Linked DNA regions of Mus musculus: all the other regions are linked to region 1. The links are chromatin loops, found by intact Hi-C in ENCODE. Cell type or tissue: heart. All regions are shown on one strand. Links, peaks and the distances in the headings refer to the core of each region. The heading gives the core; the rest is flanking DNA.

The links. Peaks named below come from ENCODE experiments on the same cell type or tissue, not always from the same donor. Only the 100,000 strongest peaks of a DNase experiment are listed, where the experiment ranks them.
Region 2: a loop joins it to region 1, with 1.9 times the contacts of the local background. A loop is called at or near these places in 2 of 42 quality-filtered maps.
Region 3: it touches region 1 in a loop (2.9-fold over the local background); 2 of 42 quality-filtered maps call a loop at or near these places.

What each region holds. Positions count from the first base shown.
Region 1 is chr12:32,763,102-32,769,269 of GRCm38, reverse strand. All of the region lies in intron 1 of Gm40376 (predicted gene, 40376), which reads right to left. Among named protein-coding and RNA genes, the nearest start is that of Gm40376, 41 kb to the right of the region's middle. In heart, for the core only: a CTCF peak has its summit at 3,226; DNase peaks (open chromatin) are centred at 739 and 3,269; H3K27me3 peaks cover 1,287 bases.
Region 2 is chr12:32,653,163-32,659,330 of GRCm38, reverse strand. No RefSeq gene overlaps it. Among named protein-coding and RNA genes, the nearest start is that of Gm40376, 68 kb to the left of the region's middle. In heart, for the core only: no CTCF peak of the experiment used is centred there; a DNase peak (open chromatin) is centred at 2,910.
Region 3 is chr12:32,894,439-32,900,606 of GRCm38, reverse strand. The region is part of intron 2 of Gm33484 (a long non-coding RNA gene); the gene reads left to right. Among named protein-coding and RNA genes, the nearest start is that of Gm33484, 12 kb to the left of the region's middle. In heart, for the core only: no CTCF peak of the experiment used is centred there; DNase peaks (open chromatin) are centred at 2,926 and 3,896; H3K27me3 peaks cover 1,120 bases.

The DNA of each region.
Region 1 (6,168 bases), core at 400-5,399:
AAATATCCATCAGCTTTAGCAAGATAGAGTTTAATGATTTACTGGATGTGAGAAGAGGCAGAGAAGGGGGAAGGAGGAAAGGGAGGGAGAGGGACTGGAATTGAGAGTAAGGAAGGAGAAAGGGAGATGAGAACTGGATCCCACGTCTCTGAGCTCCAGGATGGGCAGCTTGAAGAAGAGGGGAGATTCTTTTGACTCAGGATTAGGGGGACCTACCCAATTTGTGTTCAAGTTTCCCTTTTTGTAGAATGGAGGAGTAATAGTATTTGTTTCAAAAAGTCAGGTGGAGGGAATGAGAAGCCTGAAATGCTGGCATGATGCCAAGAATTGCAATGGACGTCATAGATACTGTTGTTAGTTGCTTGAGGTGCTCCCTACAAATCTCTTCCAGTTTATTAGTCAAGGCTCCCTAATTTCAAAATATAAACCAGCTTGAATAAGTTATAGACAGTCTTAACAGGTTGGACATTGAGACTCTTAGTTGAAAATAATGTTCTGGGCACATTGGTTAGAAATCAAGGAAATGGATTTTTGTTTTTGCAGATCTGACTGAGACCCTGTCTTCATGATATTCTGGTTTTGCTTTTAGAAACTGCCAAATCACACATCACTTCTACCAGGGGAATGACACAGCATTATGAAACTCCCACACTCTCATGAGGGTGGCAACCAGGTTTCTTACATAACAAGGACTTTGGCACCTCACCCAGGGCTTGGTGGCTTGCCAGTCTTCCACTCCCCAGAAAAAGGCGTCAAGATTATTTGGATAGTTGGGTATGATCCAAGCTTAGGGCATGGGACAATGTACAGGGCAACACAGTGGAGGGGGCAGCTCCTAAGCATTCTGAGTAAACAAGCAAATGCTTCAAGGTCACTGGCACTTCCAATTCCATCAGAACATGCTTTGGGGGTGTGTGTGCCTGGGTCCAGACCTGTCTTGGACTCTGTGTAACTTCTAGAGTCACCTGAAGGGTCTTCAGTTCTCCACTAGGTCATGTGGAATAGAACTGCCCCCAAGAGTCTTTCCTGACACCTCAAACTGAGGGAAGTAGCACGGAGCACTTTCACCTGTGAGCAACAGTTTGCATAAGAGAGTCTAACTTTCCTAAAGGGAGGATGGACCCAGAGCCAAAAAAGATCAAGATCAACTTTCCATCTGGGAGGCAATAGCCTTCAGTGCCGGTAGTGTAGAAACTAGCTAAATTCTTATTAAAGTTCCAGCACAAACATTCCATTCATTTTTTATTCTGCTCTGTTAACACTGCTCGCCAGAGTCCGGATGGTTCTGTAGTGTGGGGTTGCTTTACCCTTCTAAGTCATCTTGCTCCAGTGAAACTAAACCCTGAGAAGGAATGATCCTGACTGCTTGTGTGTAACCTAACATTGCGTTGCTTGTACGTTAGTGAAATTAATGCCCTTTCCAGGATAAAAGGGTGACTGAATTAATGTCACATTATTGAAACCAGGCCTATTTTATAAGCCTTTGCTCTCATAGATCCCCTGGCAGAGTCTTGTTGAGTAGATTTAGTCTGGAAGATGGTTCTTATTCATGTCAGGTATTGTCCTTGGCATTTTCAACATATTGTCAGAATTTCAACAGCAGTACTTCTAAGTGCATGCTATTGCCCCATGACAGATGAGGGAACTTGCATCAGAGGAGTGGCTTTGGCTAGGAAAGGAGGTACAGGGGCCTGATAGAGCAGGTTTGCTGCATCAAAGCACCAACTTTTTACCTCTTGTTGGTACTACACAAAGGAGATGGCCATATACTGGGGGATTCTTCTGGTTTAGTCATTCACATTTGACTTGAACCTTCATTAGAAATTTCACTCAACCTTTTGCCAGATGGCAAGTGATTCTGAAGTGAAATTAGACTTTTGCGTAAGGATCAAAGTCTCATGGTTTGGGCCTGGCGAGACTGTTCAGTGGCTAAACGTACTTGTTGCACAAGCCTGATAAACTGAGTTTAATCCTAGAAACTCATGGAAGGAGAGATGTTGCCCACCTCCATACACACCAATATTAAAGAATAAAAACCCCTCTGTTTTAAAATCCCCCCCCCATCTTGCTTTGGTATAGCCAACAAGAATGTGTGTGGACTCCTTTGCCATTTGTGAGCAGACTGTAGAAAAACGTGATTGAGAGCAGAACTCAGTTCACCAAGGCCTGGCCCTGAGGGTCCTGCAGGGGAGTTTCCAGCAGTGCAACAGTTTCCATATTTCCTTGTTTTGCAGAAAGAGGTAGTTCAACAGCAGAGAAACACTCTCCACTTTGCACCCCAGCCCAAGAGAATTGGGGAGGGAGCAAGTATCTCCCATGCTGATTTCAAAGCTCCTTGCATGCTGAATTGGGCTATACATTTCCAAAACAGCTTATTGCCAATGTGCCAGAGAGCAGGTGTTGGTGATGGTTAACAACAGAAAGCATAAGTGTGCAAACAGTTTTGAGAAATTCTAGGTTTCTTCACGGCAGGTCATCTCAGTACTTCTGCAGTATTGATAAAGATCTGAGTTACGTCATGGGGACACAGATTGCATTGCTGTATAGTTGACTCGACTGCATAATTATTTTAGGGAGAACTATGTTGTCAGAACCTGGGAAGTGCTGTGTTAATCCTACTCTATCACCCTCCTGTCTCATCTCTGTGCCTTTGTTGATGTGACCAGCCATTTTTCTATTCATTCATCTTCTGCTAGGTAGAGAGCAGTGTCATGTCCCCGATGGATAGTCATAGTATATTTGGTGCCTTTTAGAATGAATAGTCTAGCTTAGAAGGTAAGAAACACACACAGATACAACTCGATTCTAAACAGGAAGAAGGAGAAGAAGGAGGAGGGAGAGGAGGAGGAGGAGAAGAAGAAGGAAAGAAAGAAAGAAAGAAAGAAAGAAAGAAAGAAAGAAGCAGCAGCATTTCTGCTGTTGACAAAAGAAAGTCAAATTAGATCTCAAGAGCTGAAACAAAAATACAAATCCCTTTTCATTAAGGAACCAGATTGGCATCGAGGGTGAAGGCATCTTGTGGATCTGGTTTCTGGGCAGAATTTTCATTTGCACAGCACTGCCTATGACCTGCCATCTCTTATACTGATCTGAGCCCATTGCAACATCATCTCACTCTGGTTCCAGCAGTCCCTGAGGGCATCCTCTGCAAGCAGAGGAGAGGGAGTGGTGTGGACTTACTCCAAATACTTAGTCTTAAATAGTATTAAGGTTTTATAGACAAGCAGAGGGCAGACTGGTGGCACCATCCACCCACTGGCCTTTTGCCTAGCTTGCATGCAGGTTTCCTGGCTGAAGAACCCTCTTCCCAGAGTTTATTTCTAGCTTCTGGCTATTGACAATACAAGTAAACAAAAGGCTGAGCTGTTCTGTCCCAGGCACAGCACTAAGAGGAACCAAAATTAGTCACAAAGGCCAGGGTAAGTAGCAAAGTCATCAGTAAAACCAGAGATGCTTTGAAGATGCTTGTAGGAAGAGCCTCCTCTGACTTGGACCCCAGACTGATTTTTTTTTTATGGTCTTTAATGGGCTGAATGAGGCTTTTCCACTTTATGGAAGATAATCTGACTTACTAAATATTAGTATTATTCAAACAAAAAAAATCATAAAAAACCACACAGAGTAGTGCTTGACTAAGTAACTGGGTACCAAAGCCTAGCTAAGATGGTGCATACAATTGGCCATTTGTGTACGTTATTGCCCTTTTTTTCTATGGAGGATGTATTTTAATAGATCTAGTAGGTACAGAAATTATGGATAGTATAAAATCTTATACATACTGTCCCCTCCCCATGTAAACACAGGACTGGAGTAAAGATAATAGGTAAGTTTCACATAAGTAAGAGGTTAACATAATAATATAATAACAAAATAGAGCATTTATAAATACACACCACAACAAAGGTTGTGTGACTGTGCTTTCTTTCTCTTGCAACTACTGCAGAGTAGGTAGCATATATAGACAGGGTAGATACACCACAAAGCAATGACTCACACCCAGGCAGGATGGGGCAGGGCAATGTGGGATTTCACCCCACAACTCAACACAACATATAACCTACACTCATGGACTTATCCATCCATATCTTTGGACCAAGGTTAACTATAAAGAATCAGGAGCAGTGTAGAATATGTGTGCGTATTGGATAGAGAAATTAAATGTATGCCTTAGTGGATCGTAGCCAGGAAGACTTAAAGCTTCTATGTCTTCACAAGGTCACACTCGTCATCCTACCTCCAAGTGTGCATTTGCCCTTCTTCTGCCTCTTGTTTTCCAACTAATGATGAAACCTAGTCCTTCGTGTCACTTCAGACAATCTTGTGGCTGGTCTGGCTCCAGCCATCCTGTCTCTGTTCCTTCTTTCACAACTGCTCCCGGGTTCCCACATTCTAGCCTTTTGGTTGCACTTTCCTCGACAAGGAAGGTCTTCTTTCAAGGTTTCTCAGTGTACTGACTCCTTGTCACTGGATCTTTGTCCCGAGTGGCCTTATTTGTTATCTCCTGTAAATGAATACTGGCTCCTTCCCCACACGACCAACGTATATCCATATCTCTGTTGATGGCCCAATATGTTTCCCCACATTACTATTTTCTCCAATGGACTCACCTAAATCTGAATTAGTTATGAATCTCTTTATTTTCTGTCCTTCTCACACCATACCCTTCCTGCTCAGCTTTGTCGATTCAGCACGGGAACAGCACCTGCCATGTGTGTAAGGTCTCCAGAATCAGTTATGCAATGAATCCATGGCTGTACAGTGGACTTTTGCCCATGGCTTATCTCTCATTATATGACCAACCCCTGACTTTTAGAGAACACTGGTTATAAAATATAGGTTAAAGAAAGAAGTGGACAATTGTCCTCCCAGACTTGGATGTGTGCCCAGGCACCCAGATATGTTTCCCGTGGAAGTGACACTAAGAAGCAGGCATGGCACATAATGGAAGCTGCTGCAGGCAGTTTAGGGCTCCAGGGTAGCAATATCATTGATGACTTGCCTGGACTGACATTGCGCTGGTTTTACTTAGCTCTAGTTGTCTTAAACTCACTTTTTTTTTTTTTGCATTTATAAATCACATGCTCCCAGTGACTCTGTGAGATGCCAGATATTGCTGTCTATTTGAGTTGCCAGTGCAGTTGCAGATTCTCAGACTCTCTTTCTCCCCTTCTTTCTCTCTCTACTCTACCTTATCCCTTCCCTTCATCACTTCACACCCTTGAGGTCATCTTCATATCTTTCTCTACTGCTGTATTTTATATTCATCAGTGGTTGTAATAGTCTTGGCAGGTAGCTTGTGTCTCAAATGAGTGATGGCCCCTATTCTATAGCTTTGCTCTCTCCTGTGAGTAGGGGAGTTAGGGGTGGGGAGGACTGAAGAACAATATGTGGGTCAGAATCAGTCACTGGAACTTCTTTAGCTCATCATTCAATGAATTATAAGCCCTTGGGTTGCTTGGAACTTTCTAAAAAGCCTTTATAGTGTAGTTAGGGTTCCTCCTCCTCATCCAATGTATCACTTAGGAAATGACAATGTAAAGGAATAGAGAAATAATAGGGATAGCATCCCCTACACACATCATACCACCAAAGACAGATACAGCAGTATCATCTGAGTGCTTCAGTAAAGCTACTATACCAAATTCCAAATCCCATGAAGGCTTCGGCTTTTCCACATACTTCGGTTTAGGAAAGTCCTGTGAGTTTAATACAGTATAATTAAGATTATGCCAACTTTAGGGTCAGTCCTTAATTGACTCACAAAATCTGCTTCCTGATGCTTAGGAACCAGTAACCACATAATAAATGGGACATGCACAAAGAAGCTCATAGAAAGTTTCTACAGGATGAGGTAATCTGTGAGTTCTGTTACTATAACAAAATACTGAGGTTGGATACTTCACAAAGAAAAGAGGTATTTTAGCTGATGGTTTTGGAGGTCCTAAACCATGGTGCTAACTTCTGCTTGGCTATGATGAGGGCAGGCATGCTTTTGTATAGCAATCTGCCCTCCTATAAGGAGCCAAGCCTCAGTAATGTCAACATCAGTCTCCCTGAAAGCAGTGATACAATGACATAGTCACATGGTGCTAAATACCTCTGAAGGATTCAACTACCTCCCACCATCATAACACGCAGAGGCAAGGCAGATTGCTCTATAGAAGCATG
Region 2 (6,168 bases), core at 711-5,710, 110 kb after region 1:
CTTTTTCCTTGTGAATTTTTGTCAATGACCAGGTGGCTGTCACCGTGTGAGCTTACATATGGTTCTTCTATATGATTCTATTAACAATACGTCTGGTTCTGTGCTGGTGCCGTGCTGGTTTATTACTATGGATTTTTTACTATAATTCAAAATCAGGGATGCTGACACCTACAGCAGGGTCTTTAATTGTTCAGATTGCTTTGGCTGTCTGGGTCTTTCATAAGAATTCAAAGGGTTTGGCCCCCCTCTTTCTGTAAAGCACTGTGTTGGAGTTTCAATGGGGACTGCATTGCATCTGTGTATTGCTCTTGGTAGATAGTCGTTTTCAAAAACTAATTCCAATCCATGAATGTGGAGGTTGTTCTATTTTCTAGTGTTTTCCTCAATTTCCTTCTTTGGTGCATTAAGGTTTATACTGTAGACAGTTTGTACTTCCTTGTTCGGATTTATTAAAAGTTATTTGAGGCTATCTTGAATGGGGTTGTTTCCTTGATTTCTTTCTTAGCTGTTTATCCTTAGGAAATAGAGAGGCTACTTGTCTTTGTATGTTAATTTTGTATCGTGCCTCTTTACTGGAAGCATTCATCAGCTTTAGTCAGATAGAGCATAAAACATTAGTTCAGTTTTCCTGTATTTGGTAAGAGTTGCTTTGTGTCAGAATATAGAGTCTATTTTGGAGTCTGCTAATGGGCTTCTTAGAAGAGCATGAATCTGTAGGGTTTGCAGGCAATGTTCTTAGAGTCTGCTAAGTTCATTACTCCATTATGTTCATGTATCAGGGTTGTACCATTCTGAAATATCAATATTGTCAGGTCACATTTCTTCTTTCAGTTGGGTGTTTGCAATGCTCAGGAGGGACTGGAGTGTAGTAGGGCTGAGGTTTCTTTTAATTGGTGGTGGATTTTTTTTTCCTCTGTAAGACTAGTATTCAGACTAGCACTGGTCTGTATCCATAGCTCTCCCCTGAAAGAGCTATTACCCACAATGTAGATTCCCCACAAAATAAGTAATAATTAATTACATAACAATCTCCCCTTAAGTGGTAATCATTTTACATGGTAGAGGGCATTGACAGTACACTGTGAACAACGTATTAGGTATAGGTGGAGCCTTCAATATATAGAAGGTATAACAGGAAGAAGGGAGATAGAAAACACAGTATGATGGGTGGGTAGTAATGGACTGATAGATAGAATATAGCAGGGGGGAATGTAAATTAGAGGGGGAACTCCAGGTAACAAAACCAGTGTGTGTGTGTATGTGTGTGGGAGGAGGGTGGGATAAGGGGATTTTAGCTAAAAGTAGACTGAAGAGAAAGAGGTAAAGATATGTCATGAGATGCCAGAGAAGTCCAATGTGTCAGGAGGCTGAGGCACAGGGACCCCTGCAAACCAGGCTACACTGTGCTATTTGGAAGAGGAAAAAGCCAAAGTAATATAAGGAAAAGGGTAGGAGATGAAAAGTAAGTTCAAGCACACAGCATGGTCAAGAAGGTCTGATAAAATAACCTTGTGTATTAAACACAGATGGCACATATACAGAATGAGGGAAGTCTGGGTGTAGAGAGCAGATATGAAAACTCACTGGCCTGACTATTGACTTTCATTTGGACTCTCTCGAGCTCTTTCCCTGGGACTGGGAGGTCTTCTGTGAATAGGCTGTCCCATTGCGTCCCATGATTTTGATTCCAGGACCATTTGTAGTGCTTCAAAGTGAGTCTCTGGTTCAGTTACACCCCTGCAAACTCCTTCTGGTCTCCAGTTGAGACTGCTGGCTCTGTCCCTGCTAGCTCTGGCTAACATCCTACCAGCTACGAAGTCAGTGTGGAGGTTCCAGTGGAACTGGTTCTCACCAGCTTTTCAATCCACTGAATACGACTTCACAGTTTCCTTGTCGTTTTCTCCCAGTGTTTCACTTGTCAGGCTTCTGTGCATAGTACCATAGTGCTTGGTCTGAGTTTCCCAAATGTGTGGTCTCAGGCTGCTGAGCTACACTGGGATCTTACTCGGGAGTAGAGCCTATAAAATTCAAACACATGCATCCCTGCTTCACCAAAGTGGTGCCCTCAGAAGGGGAAAGACAAAAATCCCTGATTCCAGTAGCAGACAGAGGCCATTTCATCTATTTCCTCCATCTGGAGACAACTTGTGCAAATGGCTGACACACAGAAAAGGCCTCTTTTCTCCTGGGTCTGCTCATCAAAGTTGTAAACAAAGTTTTTAAGGTGAAAATTCCAAATTCTGACTAGGATTAGGCCCTCTCCATTCCCATCTCAATATGTCAATTTTTAAATTATGTAAGTTTTTAAATATAATTTCAATATGTAAGTTTTAAAATTATGTGAAATGGAAATTTAAGGGTTCTTTGGAAAGTTGGTTGGATGGTGTTTTGCTGGGGCAAACATGTGAATGAATTTTTTGTTAAAGTGGACACAGGTGTGGAAGACTAAGGCAGAGTCGTGAAGGAATGTTTCGATGAAGCAGACACAGGAGAGAGGATGTTCTGCTAAAGCAAGCATGTAAAAGGACACGTGATGACCTTTGCTAACATACATGTTGTTCCACCTTACATTGTGTAGTTGAGCTACATTTGTCGAGACTCCATAGAGAGAAGCACAACAAAATAAAAACAAAAACAAAACAACAACAAAAAACAAAACTTCTGGTGGTGTGCCGCAGTTTCTTGCTACGTCAGCCGACTTGGGCTGATTGGATGCACATGCTGAGGCAAGTCACATGGAGGACACATAATGTTTGGAGGGTATAAATAGGACTCCACAGAGTGACAGAGACAGAGTTTGGCTTGCTGGTACAGCTAGCTGTACAGCACTTGTGGGTCTCTCATCTTTACTTCCCTGGGAGAGGCACAGCCAAGAACTTCTCCTGGTGTTCCTGTTGGTCCTTCCTGCTTATTTGAGCCAAGGCTGAGGTCTGGCTGTCTCTGCTAGGTTGTGTCATAACTCACCTCTACCAAATTGGACTGCTGGTATATCTGTGAAGTGTTTTCAAGTGGATCGAGCTGCCACTGCCTACTAAAGTGTGAACTGAACTGTTGATTTCCAGACAACAGAGACAGTTGCTCCAAAGAACCTTTCTAAACAGTTTCACTTCCCCCATCGTTTTTCTTTCCCACTACCTCTGGTGGGTGGTGGATTACAAGGAAGGTTAAAGCATTTAAAGTTACAATTATGTCTTTATGATTCTCTGGATTTCCTCAGTGTCTGTTGTTACTCCCCCTTTTTTGTTTCTGCTTTTATCAGTTTGGATATTCTCTCTGTGTCTTTTAGTTAGTTTGGCTAAGAGCTTGTCTATCTTATTGATTTTCTCAAACAACTCTTTGTTTCATTGACTCTTTGTATTGTTCTCTTTGTTTCTATTTTATTGGTTTCAGTCCCCAGTTTGATATTTTCTGCCCTCTGCTCCCCTTGAGCAGGTTTACTTTTTGTTCTCGAGCTTTCAGGTGTGCCGTTAAGTTATGAGTATGGGACCTCCAATTTGGGTTATGAAGGCACTTAGTATTATGAACTGCTTCCCTTGTGTCCCATAAGTTTGATATGATGTGTACTAATTTTCACTAGATTCTAGAAAGTCTTTAATTTCATATTTGTATGGTCTCATTTTTCATAAAGTAGAGAGTTGTTCAGTTTCCACGAGTTGATAAGATTTCTGTTGTTTCTGTTGTTGAAATCCAGTATCAATCTGTAGCAGTCTGATGGCAGGCAGGGAGTTATTTCAATTTTCTAGTATCAGTTGAGAATTGTTTTGCATCCTGGTATGTGGTGAGAGGTGGGTAGTGAAGCCTCTCACTATCAGCATGTGAGGGTCAATATGTGATTTAAGCTGTTTCTCTTACCTTGTGTTTGGAGCATAGATGTTAAGAACTGAACTTTCATCTTGGTGGATTTTTCTTTGATGAATATGTAATATCCATTCACATCTCTTTTTGACTAATTTTAGTTTGAAGTCTATTTTGTTAGATATTAAAATGACTATACCAGCTTGCTTATTAGACCATTTTCTTGGGATATTTTTTTCTAGCCCTTTACCCTGAGGTAATATCTACTCATAATGTTTTGGTATGTTTCTTGTATGCAGCAGAATGATGAATCCTGTTTTCAAATCCACTGTTAATCTGTGCTTTTAATTAGGGATTTGAAACCATTGATATTAACAGATATCCATGAACAATGATTGTTAATTCCTGTTATTTTGTCTGGGTCTTCAATTTGTTTCCAATGATCAACCTGTCTGTTTTTATGCCAAAATAATGCAGTTTTTATTACTATAGCTCTGTAGTACAGCTTGAAATCAGAAATGGTGATGCCTCCAGTTTTACTGCTCAGGATTGTTTTAGCTACCCTGGATTTTTGTCTCTCTATATGAAGTTGAGAATTGTCCTCCTTAAAGTCTGTAAAAAATTGTATTGGAATTTTGATGGTGATTATGTTGAATCTGTAGATTGTTTTGGTAGGTTGGACATCTTTACTATGTTAATCCTACTGATTTATAAGCATGGGAGATCTTGCCATTTTCTGGTATTTTCTACAGCTTACCAACTCCCTGTTCAATAGAAGACTAATATCCAAAATATATAAAGAACTCAAGAAAGTAGATAGTTAAACAACAACAACAACAAAAACAAAAACAGCAACAAGTAATCTATGGGGAACAAATCTAAACAGAGTTCTCAATAAAGGAATCTCAAAGAAATGTTTAACATCCTTAGCCATCAGGGAAATACAAATGTAAACTAGGTTGTGATTCCATTTTTCACCTGTCCAAATGACTAAGATAAACAACATAAGTGACAGCCCATGCTGGCAAAGATGTGGAACAAAAGGAACCCTCCTCCATTGCTGGTGGGCATGCAGATTTGTATAGTCACTATGGCAATCAATATGGCAGATCCTCAGAAAATTGGGTATCAGTCTACTTCAAGACTTGGCTATATTACTCTTCAGTAGATATGGATATGTATCCAAAGACATTCCATCCTACCACAGGGACACTTGCTCAACTGTGTTCATTGTGGCTTTATTCATAAAAGCCAGAAACTGGAAACAACCTAAATGTTCCTCAACTGAAGAATAGATAAAGAAACTATGATACATTTACACAATATATTATTACTTAGCTGCTTTTTAAAAATAACATCATGTATATGGCAAATGGATTGAACTAGAAAAATCATCCTGAGTCAGGTAACTCAGACCCAGAAAACCACATATGGAATGAATTCACTTCTAAGTGGATATTAGCTGTCAAATAAAACTACAAACCACAGATCCAGTGGGGTTAGGTTAACGAGGAAGGCTTTAAGGGGGAAGCGTGGATTTCCCTGGGAAAGGGAAACACATCAGGAAACACTCACAGGAGAAGGGTTGGGAAGATTGTAGGAGTCAGAGGGGATAAAGGACACCAGGAGAGTATGACCTAATGAGTCTACTAAGCAGTGCTCACATGGGCTCACAGAGACTGAAGTAGCAAGCAAGGGGCCTGCATGGGTCTGCACCAAGTCCTTTGCATACATTGTGGCTGTTAGGTTGGTGTTTTTTTGGGAACAGATGTACCCCTGACTCTTGGGATGGTTTTCCTCCTAATAGGTTATCCTGTCCAGCCTCAAAATGATGGCATTTGCTTTGTCATACTGTTTCCCCTGTTTGCTATTGTCTCTTGGAAGCCTGCTCTTTTCTGAAGAGGAAACAGAGAGGGGGTGGATCCGGGGAAGAGAGGAGGTGGGGGGATCTGGAAGGAAAAGGTGTAGTTGGGACAACTTGTAGGAGAGAAGAATCTATTTCCCCCCCCCCAAAAAAAAAAGAATTAAGTAATTAAAAAAGAGAGATAAGTAAGGGTGAGAAAAAAAGGGTGGTTTATTAAGTGTGACATCATTGGGAAGCCATAAAGTAGTCTAATGGTCAAGTTAAGGACTTTTGCTACTCTTAAGAGGATCCAGCTTCAGTTCCAAGTGTCTTCATAGCAGCTCACAGCCATCTGTAACCCTAGTTCCAGAAGATCTAATGCCCTCTTCTGGCTGCTGTGGGTGCTGCATGAACATATTTCATAGCCTTACACACAGGCAAAACACACATACATACACACACATACGCACATGCACACACACTCACACATATGTAAATATACATACTTATATATACATTTACATATACAC
Region 3 (6,168 bases), core at 711-5,710, 130 kb before region 1:
TTCAGTTTTGGAGGCTGGAAAGCCAGGATTCTTTGTCCTTTGATGGGTGACCTCATAACAAGCATCACCACGGAGAGAAGACCTATGGCAGAAATCACATAAGAGACCAGAAGCTTGAACGAGCCAAGGCCAACTTGCCCTCTTTATAACCAGAGACCCCAGAACAGCATCCATCCTTCCCGAGGACAGCATCCCCACCTTCAGCCCAGGCTCTTAAGGCTTCCACAGCCTCAAACCCAGCACTCCGGAGACTCAGCTCCAGCTGGTGGGCTTTGGAGGCCACAGTCAGACATTATCCAACTACAGCACATCACCATACCATTGCTGCAATGCTTTCACCCTGGTTCTCACAAGCAGCGGGTGAGATGGTCCTCCGCCACTGCCTCACTTCTCACTGAAGCTTGGGGAAAGTTTGTTGTTGTTGTTGTTGTTGTTGTTGTTGTTGTTGTTGTTGTTGTTGCCCTGCCTTCATTTCCCCACCCAACTCCACAGGAATCTATTTCCTTATCCCACCATGTTGAGTTAGACATGGGACTCCTCTGGGTAGAGATCTAAATTCAGTTACATGGCTTAGCTCGAGCATCCCATTGCCCTTGAGGTGAGTGTACTCGAGCTGGTTCAGGTTTCAGAATGACGCTCACAGTGCCCTGTAAGAACTGGATCTACAGCCCAATTCGACCACCTTGGCTGAGCCCCAGATCTGAGAGTGAGAGAGACATGCCCATTGGGGTACATCACTGAGAGTTGAGGTTTGTTTTGTTATACAGTATGATCAGAGGATTACTGCATGAAAGCTACTTATGAATTTTGTTGGTACTGGCAATTGTGCCGTGTGCTTTGACTTTGAGACAGGGCCTTACTAAATTGTTCCTTCTGCCCTTGAATGTGTTCTGTATCTAAGACAGACCTTGAACCTGTGATCCTCCTTCTGTAGCCTTATGAGTAGCTGGAATTTCAGGACTGTGCCACCAGATTCAACATCGCTGCTGTATTTTAAAACACTGTATATGTGTAAACACACATGTACAATTTTATAGATATACCTAGAATTTATAATTGTTATAAAGGTTTCCATGTTTTTTTCCTTTTTCCTTGTTAAGGCAGTTACTCTGTCTTTATTCTCCTATCCACAGAAACCCCCTTCCCTTTTCAAGTAACGCATGCTGTCAACCTACTGTGTGCCTGCCCATTCTTACTCTGCTGGCTAGCTTTTTGTTTATTTGACACAGATTAGACTCATCTAAAAGGAAGTCTCCACTGAGAAAGATCCGGCTGTGGGTGGGCCTGTACAGCGTTTTCTTAGTTAATGACTAATGGGGAGGGTCCAGCCCACTGTGGGCTGTTTCACCCCTGGGCTGTGGCTGTGGGTGCTATAAGAGGGAGCCATGAGAAGCCAACCAGTAAACACCACTCCTCCAGAGCCTCTGCAGAGCTCCTGGCTCCAGGTTCCCACCCACCCTACATTCCTGCCCTGACTTCCTTCTATGCTAAACAGTGATGTGGAATTGTAAGAAAAATAAACTCTGCTGGTCATGGTGTTTCACATTAGTAATAGAAATCCTAAGACACCTTTACTTATATTCCTATATATTCATTTAAAATAACAAACACAGCAGGTGATAGCCAACTAGCTGAAACATTCAATATTACTATATCACTGTATGCTACACACACACACACATCTGACATTTTGTGCTTTCCATAGTGGCACAAAATTATGAACATTGTTGCTTTCTTATTATTCTTACAAAGAAACATCTCAGGCCTTAAATTCCAGTGTGACATGCATGGCTTTCTCACTTATCATGGCTGCTGTATGGAGCCATAATCAAACCAGCCTGATATGTCAACATTTGGTCCACAATGCTGTGTCCCTAAGGCATCCATCTGGTCCCAGGGATGGTGGGCTGATGATGGGTGGTGCATTTTGCTATATGGTGCCAGCTTCTTGTGTTCAAATGTGACAATTCACATTCATAACTGCCAACAGCATTTAGGAAACTATTTCCTTCTTCCACACTCCAAGAAATAAGTAAGTGGCTTTCTGGGTTTTGTCAACTATATAGGCAAAAGCAATCCTCTGAAACTGTGTACCGGGAATTTCGGTATCTTTGCTTATTCTAGTGTGCTATCTCAACCTTGTTAATATCTGCAAGGGTTTTTTTTTTTTTTTTTTTTGGATATTGATCTTAACCATACATTGAATTTTTTTTTTACTCTAGTATTTGTCCACTGATTTTGTTTAGGTTCTTGTTTGCCTCTGGCCCAGCTCCCATTTTCCATGTCTCTCCCCTAATCTCATCTCCTCTCTTTTTCTTTCCTTTCCACCTGCTTCAGTGTGGCCACTTTTCTTCCCCTTTGTTTTGTTCAGTCAGCTCTCGCTTCTCTCTGTCCTTACCTCCTCTTGTCTCTAGCTCCCTGTGTTGATTTTAAGTGCAGAGAGCCTGGCTTGTGTCATCTATACAGCTGTGAAAGACTAAAGGTGACTGGAGCAGACACAAAGAGGCACCAAATTCTCAATTCTCAGAACTGGGTTGAGACTTTGAGAAGGTTTCCTTTTTCATGGAGAACCACCCCTAGGCCTCCTGGAGAGCCTAATCCCATAGGTCTGGTGTAGGATGCAGATGGTGTGTGTGTGTGTGTGTGTGTGTGTGTGTGTGTGTGTGTGTGTGTGTGTGCAGGACATTCCAGTACAGTACACAGTTAAGACCAACAACCTGTAAATGAGGATTGGAATGGGGGAACTGGGCTGTTGATCCCCAGTGTCCGTACCTTGCTTAGAAGACTGAAATCCAGGTTGTTGAAGTCCCAGGTGACTTGCTCCAACAGCTGTACAGCTCAGCTCAGTGCAGGACAGTCTGAGTCTGCAGGTCCATCTGGGCAGGACCTGTTCAAAAGGCAGCACAGCTGAAGTACTCCAGGTGGCCAGAAGGTGGCAGTGTAGTCGTGTGATACTCAGGCGACCTGCTGGCCCGGAGGATGCTAAAGCCAGACTGGCAAACCGTGAGGTGGGAGGGATTCTCTGGCCCTCTGACGACCAAGTTCACCCAGCATCTATTGAAGTGAGCTATCTCATGTCAAATACTCTCATTTAATCTTCATGGAAGCCCCAAATAAGGCACATTATTTCTCATCTACCAAACGGGGAAGGTAATTTCTTTGTATTCAGCTACAGTTACTGTATGTACTGCTTCCTCCAGTGTCAGCATATTAACACAAGAGACACTCCATTCATTAGTTCATTCATGCTGATCATTCCTTCCCTGCCCTTCTGTCCTCTACCCCTTCCAGGGACAGCAACGATAACTGCGTTAACCAAGGAAACGCAACGTCCATAGTTGTTCGCACTTTAACAGGTCACTGAGGAAGCAAATAACGGTTGGATCATGATGACATAAAAGCCCTGAGGTGGCCTCTGACACACAGCTAGGACAAAGGTCACACTGAATATCTGTGGACCCAGTGCGGGACCTTACTTGGCTAATGTGACATTACTGGATGATCCCTCACAGCAGTTTTCCAGGGGACATGGCTCTACAGATTCTCACCGTCTCTATGGCTCCTTTTCCTTGCATCTATCTTCATGCTTCCCTTGGCCATCAAAGGGCTGTGCCAGGCTGGTGGCCACTGAGAGAGGAGGGCTTCCCAACTCATCTCCTTCCTCTAGCTCTGCCTCTCTCCTGGTGTCAGCATCATCATCACACAGGCCACAGTAGCCCAGGCTCTCACACCTACCTGTGCTAAGTCCATCCATCTGTCTATCCATCCACCTGTCTGTCCATTTGTCCATCCACCTGTTCATGTGTCCATTCTTTATCCACGCATCCATCGGCCCTCCATCCATCCACTCAGATGCTTCCAGCATCCAGCCAAGGCCTGAGTTTGCCAAGGCTAAATTTAACCCGCAGCTGCCTCATCAGATGCTGGATATTTTCAGTGAGGAGTCTCGGGCCGCTGAGCTGGAAGCCTCTGAGGGCTGCTGGCCAGAGCTTACACCCGTGCTTTGGGTTGAGCTCAGCATCCAGGCTGTTTCGAGAACTTGTCTCTTCCACTCTCTTCCTTTTAATTTTTAAAGAGATATTGTAATGCTATCATTTCCTCCTTTCCTTTCCTCCCTCTAAACCTTCTCATGAACCTCTCCCAAAGATGGAACGAGCAACAGCCGAGAGCCAAAGAGTCAAGTGACTTAGAGAAGCGGATTCTACCCCACCCCCACAGCACTGATGGTACCGGCACCCCTCACAGCCCGCAGAGCTAGACTTCAGGCGAGTCTCTGGTGGTTGTGATGCCTGAGGGACTAAGCTTTGTAAACCTGTCTTCTGCTATCCCATTGCTGGGACTAAACACCAAGTACTAACTAGGTTTAGGTATTTTATAGAGAGCCTTTTATTTAAGACATCAAAGATTGGACTCATCCCTCAGTCCCCTCACATCCACCCTGATGGAAACTGAGGCAAGATGAGAGCAAGTGACAGAAGGACAGCTCTACACTGTCACCTGCACACTGTCACCTGCACCCTGTCACCTCCACCCTGTCACCTCCACCCTGTCACCTGCATAGTCACCTGCACACTGTCACCTCCATACTGTCACCTGCACCCTGTCACTTGCACCCTGTCACCTACACCTTGTCACCTGCACACTGTCACCTGCACCCTGTCACCTGCACCCTGTCACTTGTACCCTGTCACCTGCACTCTGACACCTGTACTCTGTTACCTGCACACCGTCACTTGCACACTGTCACCTGCACACTGTCACCTGTACCCTGCCATCTCCACACTGTCACCTGCACCCTGTAACCTCCACACTGTCACCTGCAGCAGCCTGAGTTCTCTTTATAGACCACCACGGGGGGGGGGGGGGGAAACCCTGATCCTGGGCTGCCACCTGGGCAGGAATTTCAGGATGAGCCAATAGGAGACAGAGTTGGAATTTACTAAAAGCAAAAAGGAGGGCAGCTGGGGAGGAAACACAGGTGTGGGCTGCTCACAAAGGAGTCGGGTTTCAAGAGTCCTCCTGGTGACTATGTCTGGGTTCTGGAAGCGTCTGGGGTTCGCTGCTCAGCAGGTTCCTAAGGGACACTCCCCTCCCCTACCTCTCCACTCTTGAGATTAGAAGTTGGCACTGAAGGTGCCTTTGGTGGGATTGCAATCCAGTAAGGCGCCAGGAGGAGCCCCGTAGATTGCACAAAGGGTTTGTTTAGGACCCATCTTTTCCTGTTAAGTGTGGTTTCTGGTGAGAGCCTAGGAAACCACAGGTTTGCAGGTGAGGTTTGCAAGGCCTTAAATGGATGTCATTGGCTGTGTTGTCATCCTCGACTCTCAGCTGGTGAGAGGCTTCACCCAGCTTCTGAGCTGAAGGGCACCTTTCATGTCCACGTTCCTTAAGCTTCTGTCCTCCCTCAACAACACAGAAGTCTACCACTTCAGTGGCCAGAGATCCCACCGCTGTATAGAAAATAGGGCAGGAGGCGGGACTCATATGCAAGGTCTGTTGCATCATGGGGATAATGACATTAAACTAGTACTGTCCGTGTCTTCCAAAGTATAATTTGCTAATGTAGCAGATGGCTCCATCACAAGCTGTAATTTGTCCCCAAAGACTCCCAATGCATGTGGCTTCCTAGAGTCAGTAATTAGCCTTGGCAATTAAAGATTAAAATCAGCATAATGTTGTTTAACTATGCCCCCTAAGCAAGCCATAGCATTTGAAGAATTTCTAGGTATGGCAATATACATTTGAAAAACTGTTAACTAGATAGACTGATAATTTGAAAGTCAACTCAAGACCCACTCTGCAGATCTGTGTTTGTATACTCGCATTACTATCTCAGCTATTTTTTGCATGTATATGTGTATGATGTGGCTGTGTGTATGTTTCCAAATGTGGGTGTGAGTACATGCGTGCGTGCTGTTGAGTGTGCACTTGTGGGAGGGTGCACGTGGAGGCCAGAGACTGACAGAAGATGTCTTCAGTTGCTCACCACGTTATCTTTTGAGACATGGTCCCTCACTTGAATCCAGAGGTCATCAGTCCAGCTAGTGAAGCCAGCCAGCTTGCTCTGGGGACCTGGTCTTCACTCCATGAGTCATGGCATTACAAGGGTCAGCATGCCTACCTGGGGGATAGGGATGCGCAGGGTCTGAAAGCAGGCCCCTTACTCCC